Regions from separate parts of the Homo sapiens genome. Here region 1 is linked to region 2. The links are chromatin contacts, found by Hi-C in ENCODE. All regions are on one chromosome and are shown on one strand. Each heading gives the region's core, a stretch centred on a gene start or an enhancer-like site at or near the end of the contact. The rest is flanking DNA. Distances are from core to core; before and after follow the strand shown. Region 1 holds the start of ZBTB43 (zinc finger and BTB domain containing 43). Region 2 holds the start of NR6A1 (nuclear receptor subfamily 6 group A member 1).

What was found. A loop is a pair of places that touch in the nucleus more often than their neighbours do. Pooled maps may share reads with other maps.
Region 1: a loop to region 2 is called in a map of B cell, with 27 times the contacts of the local background. The contact joins the promoter of ZBTB43 here to the promoter of NR6A1 in region 2. A Hi-C loop is called at or near these places in 1 of 168 maps with a recorded cell type or tissue (B cell), 1 of 37 single-sample maps with no recorded cell type and 10 of 50 pooled maps.

The regions. Positions count from the first base shown.
Region 1 is chr9:126,803,295-126,807,331 of GRCh38, forward strand. It overlaps ZBTB43 (zinc finger and BTB domain containing 43), which reads left to right and starts at 1,746. Exons shown (of 3, transcript NM_014007.4): 1 at 1,746-1,838. RefSeq lists a silencer at 1,361-1,410 and enhancers at 1,472-1,973, 2,041-2,100, 2,511-2,620, 2,771-2,920.
Region 2 is chr9:124,769,278-124,773,745 of GRCh38, forward strand. It overlaps NR6A1 (nuclear receptor subfamily 6 group A member 1), which reads right to left and starts at 2,034. Exons shown (of 10, transcript NM_033334.4): 1 at 1,743-2,034. The coding sequence starts at 1,842. It overlaps LOC124900274 (a long non-coding RNA gene), which reads right to left and starts at 1,203. Exons shown (of 2, transcript XR_007061773.1): 1 at 1-1,203. It overlaps LOC107987126 (a long non-coding RNA gene), which reads left to right and starts at 2,080. Exons shown (of 2, transcript XR_001746926.3): 1 at 2,080-2,496; 2 at 3,425-4,468. RefSeq lists silencers at 734-983, 1,524-2,103 and enhancers at 1,816-2,383, 2,174-2,433.

The DNA of each region.
Region 1 (4,037 bases), core at 496-2,995, 2.0 Mb after region 2:
CAATCTTCCTGCTTTGCCAGCCTTAGCATTTACTTACCACTTCATAGGCACATGATGGCAGTTGAACTTCCAAACTTCAGGTCTGCTTAGAGGCAGGAATAAAAGTGGCAAAACACTTAAAGAGTATACTCAACTAGGCTGGGTGCAGTTGCTCACGCCTGTAATCCCAGCACTTTGGGAGGCCGAGGCGGTTGGATCATGAGGTCAGGAGTTTGAGACCAGCCTGGCCAAGATGGTGAAACCCCGTCTCTACTAAAAATACAAAAATTAGCCAGGCATGGTGGCATGCACCTGTAGTCTCAGCTACTCGGGAGGCTGAGGCAGGAGAATCGTTTGAACCTGGGAGGCGGAGGTTGCAGTGAGCCAAGATTGTGCCACTGCATTCCAGCCTGGGCAACAGAGCAAGAATTCGTCTCCAAAAAAAAACAAAACAAAACAAAACAAAACCACAAGGCGGGGGAGCTGGAGCATACATGTTTGAAGTAGAATCTTTGACAAGCTGTTCTGCATCCACTCCCATTTCTGTGCTTCCATATTTGTTTTCTTTCATTTTGTTTTCTAGAAAAAAAAATTTTTTTGGTAGAATTCTCTAGGAAAGCTACACTCCTGTGTCCTAGGGCCCAACAACAAGCAAGACAGGCATAACAGCTGGGAAACCAATCAGCTTAAACTGAGACAGACAATATCAAACAGGCATGTCAGGCCCCACGAGAACATCCACCCTAAATCCAGAAGGCATTATGACCACATCGCTTCAGCTGCCTGGATTTCAGGTATAAATTAGTTCTTCTACAAAGAGGGCACTTGGTCTGTAAACGGGTCCAAAGGTAAGAGTCCCACCGCTAAAGACCTATCTCTCTTCTACACTAACATGGGGGGGCAGTGGGGAAGAAAGGGGCGAGAAGAGGTATGGAGGTTTTGGGAGGGAGTGGGAGAATTGGAGGCTAGAGAGATCGTTTCTGTCCCACCATCTGTGTGACCCCAGTGCCCAGCACAATGCAGCCCACGGAAAGGCACTGGTCCTTTCATTGACCATTTACTGAGCATCTACTACATGCCAAAAAGCGAGATGGGTGCTGTGAAGGCAGAAACGGATTTGGAGATAATCTCCGCCAGGCATACTGAGGTCAAGGTTTTCGTTCGTTTGTTTAGAGAAGAGACGGAGAAGGTCAAGGTGTTTTTGTTTGTTTTGTTGTTGTTGTTGTTGTTGTTTAAGAGTCTTGCTCTGTGCTCAGGCTGGAGTGCAGCGGCGTGATCTCGGCTCACTGCAACCTCTGCCTCACGGGTTCAGGCAATTCTCCTGTCTCAGCTTCCCAAGTAGCTGGGATTACAGGCGCGCGCAACCACGCTCAGCTAATTTTTGTATGTTTTGTAGAGACAGGGTTTCACCATGTTGGCCAGGATGGTCTCGAACTCCTAGCCTCAAGCGATCATCCCCTCTCGGCCTCCCAAAGTGCAGGGATTACAGACGTGGGCTACCGCGCCTGGCCTATGCCAAGGTTTCAAGAAGGTTTAGAACTCAGTATCTGCTCCCCTATTTTCAACAGCGTAGTCAGTCCCTAAAATTGACCCGCTCCAGAGTGTACTGCGCAGGCGCCCGCTACCTCCGCGCTCTCTCCCGACGCCCAGCTCAGACGGTAAGTCCCGCATGCGCACTCCGCTTTCTCTCTGACGCACCCCCGGAAGCACTGTCAGTTTCGGGGGGCGGGACCGGGAAGCGTTTCCGGGGGCTGAAGGCACAGGCTGAATCTGTTGCGGCAGCTGAGGCTACAACAGGCCTGCGCCGGCGGCAGAGAGGATATCTTGGGCGGGGGATGTGAGCGCTGAGCCCTTGGCAGGTACTGCGTGGCCAGGACCACGGGCGGCAAGGGTAGGGGAGGAGAAGTCGGTGGGGGAGTTAAGGGCTCCTCAGCAGGCCCCGACGCTCGCGCCGCTGGCCCCGCCAGGCCCATTCCGTGGACCGGCATACCAAAGCCCCGCGCGGGAGGTTGGGGTCCCGGCGCTCCAGCTCCGAATCCCGCAGTCTTCTGCCCACACGGCGCGCAGACCGCGATACCGAGGCCTTTGGGGCAGCTTCTCGCCCAAGGTCACCCTCGCGGCGGCGGAGCTCCGCCGGCCACAGCGCTTAGAGATCCCGCCCCCGTCCGTCCGCTGGCCTTTCGGGGCGTAGGGTGGGCGCGGCTTGACGACCTCGGGTTCGAGCCACCAATGCCTGAGGCCTGACGAGCCGAGCTGGGAGAAAGACTGCGCCTGGACTTAGCTGATCTTCTGTTTAAGTAAAACATTCAGCATCCCCTGTTGCTGTCTCTGTCACCTGTTGTAACCTGCCCTTTTTGTCTTTCAGCTAGGTCGCTGTCAACCTGATATTTCTCTCCACTTTGTCTTTGTCGGGGTATCTGGATCCTGTTTTATATCTGTCTCCACCTTGCTTCTGTGTCTGTTCACCCTGTCTCTGCCACTCAGCCCTTACTCTAATTCAGGGCCTGTCAGTCTGGCTTTTTGGCCATCTGTCTGTTTCTCTCTTTCTGCCAACTTTGTTTTTGCCTCTTGTCTCTCTTTCCTGAGTTTGGGTGGGGCAGGGCTGCCCAGACCTCTGAGCCATGGAAGGTGACTCATGACCCCGTGAAGTTCCCTGCACTGGTGACACTCTCAGTGACTCGACCGCAGTTTGGCCTCAACTCTGACAGGTGTCGCCCAACATAAGTGTCAGAGTGCAGGAGAGCCTGTCAGGGAGACAGGAGGCCCATTTTAGGGCCAGAGCAGCTTGATGAGTCCTCTCCTTTTCTCGCCTGTGGTTTCTCAGGCCTGCACAGCTTCCCAAATGCCTTCGCTCTATCCACTCACCACAGGATGGTCTCCAGGGATCTCTGGAGCCTGCTCTTTGAGTTACAGCTGTTTAACAGGCCTGTCTACAGGCTAAGAAAGGATCAGACTGAGGTCTTTGGGGCTACTGGAACAGTAGCAGGGTTTCTGGGATAACTGCATGCTTAGTTCAGAGATTGTGTCAGCATTTTCAGTTAAATTATAAGAAACCTAATAATTGGGAATTTATTATTTGCTTTATAAAAGCACCACGGGAGAAATAAACCACACACAAAAGGACAAATGTTGTTTGAGAGCACTTAAATGAAGTACCTAGAATAAACCAATTAAGAGACGGAAAGTAGAATAGTTTACCAGGGGCTGGGGAGAGGAGTTATTGCTTAATGTTACAGAACAGAGTTTTGGGGGATGATGAATAAGGTCTGGAAATGGGTTGTGATGATTGCACAACATTGTGAATGTACTTCACTGAATTGGACTCTTAAAATTACTTAAAATTGTTAAGTCTTAAAGTTTTATGTATATTTTATACAATACAAAAAACAAAAACAGTATTCATTGGAGACTCCTGAAACCAATAAGCTCCTTTTACATGTAATTTTTCAAAATTCATTCTGTAGTTGTTAGGAACACAGTTGAACCTGTGTTTATTGATTCCTACTCTCTTTACAGCAGTGGGTACAGCTGAGGTTCTTAGAAAAGTTTAGTTAAATGAATTTGGTTAAAATCTTTCTCAGGCTTTCTACTTACTTTCTGCCCTGGCTCTCCTCCCTCTGCCTTTCTTGGAATCAGTGCAAGAATGTGCTCATAAGTAGGATACTTGATAATTATGCTTTTCACAGGAAGAAAACTCATAAGGTTGAAAAATAGCCCTTTTATTATAATGCAAAATTATGTGTTATTTCTTGAGTTTCGTTATGGGGGATGCCTTTGTGGTTTTTTTGTTTTTTAAAATCTCTTATTTAAGCTGTCTATTTGCCTTTAAGGTAGTTTATCAAGCTTTCTAATAAGATATCACAACTGAATTACTACTTTATTTAATTGAATCCTAGATGCTGTTATTTCATGTACCACCAAGGAAGGGAGAAACCCTGCTAATTGAACTATGGCTTAATACGCTCTTATCGTTTAGACTTTTTATTATTGAAAACACTTTTAGACTTAGACACTAAAACATGGTATCAATGCCTATTCTAATGCATATATACAAAGGA
Region 2 (4,468 bases), core at 784-3,283:
AAACACATCATTATTTTTAAGATCAGCAACATCAAGTGAAGTTAACCAAGCTCTCTTCTACACGGACTTTTCCCTTTTGTAAAAAACACCAGATCTCCTGAACTAACAAAATGTTTGACTAGTTAATAAACGTATGAAGGCACGGATCCAACCCAAGATTTCCACCGTCTGTAGCTACTCACTCATTCAACAATTGAGCGCCTAACTGACCTATTTTCAGGTTACTTTCCTCACACCTGCCAGGTCACTGTCCTGATTGAGAAACCTCTTGGTGAAGCAGTTAATTTTTAGTGCCTCCTAACTGTCCCGGGTGTTTGCATTCAATTTGAAATCTGTTACTTGTTAGACACTGTTCGGTCCTAGATCTCTCAGAGAACTGCGAGTTTATGGCGCAGCGAGGGGAGGAGGCACTGATCTCTGAGAGCCTCCCTTTATTCGGAAATGAGGAGATGTGAAAGGTGGAAAACAGGGCAAATAAATAAATCGGGTTTGCCGCCGGAGCGTTTGCCGGCCGGTGCGAGCACCCTTTGTAATGCAGGCCTCCCGGGGCGATCGCCTGCGCTAATTGCTCCAGGGCGCTTTCCAAGTTCAAAAGTTCACCTTTTACGACCTCACAAAAGCTCCTAACACGTTACCAATAAAAACATTCCGCGGCAAACACCGAGGAGGAAAATATCAAACAGATACAAATAAAACACCCCGCAGGGGGAGGGAGCGAAGGGGAGGAGGGCGAGGAAGCCCCGAGGAACCTGAGGACCCGGCCCGGGCGAGGGGGCGAGGGACGAGCGGTAGGAAGGGCCGGGCCAGGTGAGGGATTCTCAGCTCCCAAGGTCCCGGATCGGGACAAGAAAGAGGAGAACTGAGACTAAGAGGTGGGGACCGGGACCTGCCGGGCAGAAGCCGGGAGGAGGCAGGTGTCCGGGGCCCCGGGGCGGGCTGGAGCCCTCGGCCAGGGAAAGCCGTTGCCTGGCGGAGAGGGGAGCTGAGCAGGGGCGGAGACCGGCCAGAGCGCGCGGGGCGTTGAGGAAGGTGAGGCGCAGGGGAAGCAGGAGGCGCGAAGGGGTCCGAAAAAGGAAACGACTGGGGGATGTCTAGCGAACGGGGGTTCGGCAGAGGTGGGGGGCTCGTAGTATTCAAGGAAGAACGCTCGAGGCTGCAGAAGAGGAAAACGCTCTAGAAAGCTGAGCGGTACAAGGGTGCTGTGGAGTCGGGTCAACAGGGCAAGAAGGGAGCGTCCTCGGTGGGAGGAGGAACCCCTGTAGGGGAAAAGAGAGGCTCTGCGTTAAGGGAACCCGAGTGAGGGGATGCCCCCACTGACGGACCGCGGTGGGGACTTCCAACCTGAGGAGCCCGGGGGGAGGGGAAGGTTCGGTGCTGGGAAGACAGGGGGAGGGGACCCGGGGGGAGGAGGGAGGATTGGTGCTGAGGGGACGGGGGGAGGGGAAGCCTGTGCAGAGGGGACGGGGGGAGGGGGAAATGAAGCTCGGTGCCCAGGGACCCGGGCAGGGGGAGGGTCCGCGCAGAAGGGAACAGGGACGAAGGAGGAGGATCCACCCTGAGCGAGACCGGGGAGGAGAGGGAGGGTCCGCGCCAACGGGGAACGGGGTGAAGGGCCACCCTAAGGGGCCGCGGGGCCGCTGCGGCTTCCCAGGGCGAGGGTCGGCAGAGAGGAGGGGGATCCCTGGCGGAGGCTCAGGAAGCCGGTTCCTGCCTGGCCCGGGCGTCGCAGGCCCCTCACCCACCGTTGCGCGGCGGCGGAGGGAGCGCGGCGGGAGGCTCCAGGAACCCCGCCGAGCCCCCGCCGCCTCCCCCTCCGCTAGGCGGCGGTTCGTCCCGCTCCATGCGGTGGTGCCTAGGGTCCGCGCCGGGTTTGTTGCTCCGCCATGACCGGCGCCCTAGTCGCCGTGGTCGTCGTCCGCCGAGGGGAGGAGGTTGTCAGGAGCCCGCGAGCTCCCGGCCGCGGCTCTCTCTGGGCCCCGAGCCGCCCGGCTCCGCGCCGCTCCGCGCCCCTCCGCGCCGCGCCCCCTCAGCACTGGCCAGCTCCCTCCCCTGACGTCACACGCCGCTGCCGCGCAAGGCCCTGCGGGGCACGCTGGAAGTTGGAGTCCGCTCAGCGAGGCCGGCCACGCCGACCGCACCAACTGAAGGGGTGGAAGGAGGGATAAGAAGTCCTGAGAAGGGAAAGCTAAAGTCTGTCAATATCAAGAACCATGACAAAGCGTTTGATGTCTATGTAGTAAGCGGATACTTCCGGGCCTTGTCTTGATTGTGATTTCTACCTGATCAAAGTTCCCTAAGAGTCCTCGTAACCCCCCACCCCAACAATGAGTCTTTGCGAGGAGGTGGATCGCGAGGCAGCCGGGTGAGCACGTGCAACGAAGCCCAGCCCTGTGGGCGGGGCCCTGGAGGCGGGGCTTGAAGGTACTCACGTGGGCCTCTCCCTGCCGCTGCGGGACAAATTGGACCGGAGATTAAAGGACCGGAGTTTAACTCGAGGTGACTGCGTTCGTATGCAAATGGAATATATAAAACTCTTCTTTCCGGGGTAGTCTTTAAAGACTTTTTACCTCCGGGTGGGCGGCAAAGACTAAAGTTTCCCCTCCTCCCCTTTCATTTTCCCCCTGCCCATAGAACAGATGGGCAAACTAAGCTCCGGGCCATTGGGGCTATTAAAGAAAGCCCTAGGCTCTTGACCCCAGGTGTCTTGAAACCTTCCGTTTAAGAGGGATCCCTTGCCCAGCCTTGTTTGCCTTCCCCTTTCCTCAGTTTCCCTATCTGTAAAAGGGGGTTGGAATAAGGACAGGATCAAGTTGGAAGATCGCAAACCCCTGCCCCTCCCACCTCAGTTTCCCGAAGCTTTCCGGAAGCAAAATCCCGAATTTTGCAGCGGCTCCCGGCCGAATCCACCCGCTGCGGCCACCAGGTGGCGCGCGGCCACCGGTCACTAGGCCCGCCGGGGTGTCCGTCTTCGGCGACCCCATCGGGAAAGGATTTCGCTGCTGCCGCCAAGGGTCTAAGGCCTACCTGGCCCACTTGAAGACAAAGAACGAGAACGTTGGTGCTTTGCCCACTTCTGCTCTGCCGGATTATGCTGCAGCTTCCTCGGTGGCCGCTCATTCGCCCTCTCCTGCCCCACCCGCCCCACCAATCCCTTAGCCCTTTTATTTTTTTTTTGCCTAATTTTAAGTCCTCGTCCTGGCATTCGCATCCCTGCTTGGCCTGACCCTTGCCCACATTTCGCACCATACCCCGTCCCTCACCTGCTACGAAAGTTGCAACGCTTCTCTGCACTTGGGGGCAACTGGACCTTACCAACCCTGGTGAAACTGTATTTCATACGTAATCTGGGAGACTTACATTAACGCTCTGCCGTCTAAACCTCATACCTGCTCTATGAGATAGCAACAATATTGTCCCTTTCCAGCACTGATGAAGTCCACCAGAAGTGATGGGGATTCCAGCTCCATTCTGTCACACACCAGAACCTTAATCCTTGGCTCCTTCAAGCTGGAACGCGGCTGACTTCACCTGACCCACTCCCAAACTCCTATTCATCTTTCAAGATCCTGTTCAAATGTTTCTTCAGTGGCATCTTCCTTAATACCTTCCACCGAGGGACAACTAGATCCCCTCTGCTAGGTAGCAGTGTTTCAGGAGCTAAACCCTGTGACTAAGAGAGGACGGCCTGCCATTCCCTCAGCTGTGGGTTCTAAAATACTTTAGGACCTTGCTGGGCGCCGTGGTTCATGCCTGTAATCCCCACACTTTGGGAGACTGAGGCGGGCGGATCACCTGAAGTCAGGAGTTCGAGACCAGCCTGACCAATATGGAGAAAACCCGTCTCTACTAAAAATACAAAATTAGCCAGGCGTGGTGGCGCATGCCAGTAATCCCAGCTACTCAGGAGGCTGGGGCAGGAGAATCGTTTGAACCCAGGAGGCGGAGACTGCGGTAAGCCGAGATGGCGCAATTGCACTCCAGCCTGGGCAACAAGAGCAAAACTCCGTCTCAAAAAAAAAAAGAAAGAAAAAAAAAGTCAGGACCATCTGGCCTTTCTCAGGAATCTACCTTTTTGTCACAGGTTCTGGTGGTAGTGAGTTCTCTGTCCCTGGAGATGCCATCAGAGCCTAAGTGGCACTGCAGAAACGTGCAGCCCTGGAGTTTTGGTAGTTGATGAAGATTCTAAGTCAACCCTCTTTAGATGGGCAGAAGAGTTCAGCCAAATGCTCAGCCCCTGGAAACAACTCCTCCAGTCCTTCAGACTACAGCTCTGTTGTCCCTTCCTTCCATAAACCTTCCCACACCTCCCTGACTAGTCACATCCCTTTATTCTCACTCATAACCCCAACTGCTGAGTACAGATCTGGCACATAGTAGGCTCTCAATAATTGCTGACTGGGTGAAAGAATGGATAAAAACAGCTAACCTTAGGTGAGTGACTTCTGAGCCTCTATTTCCTGTCTTCTAA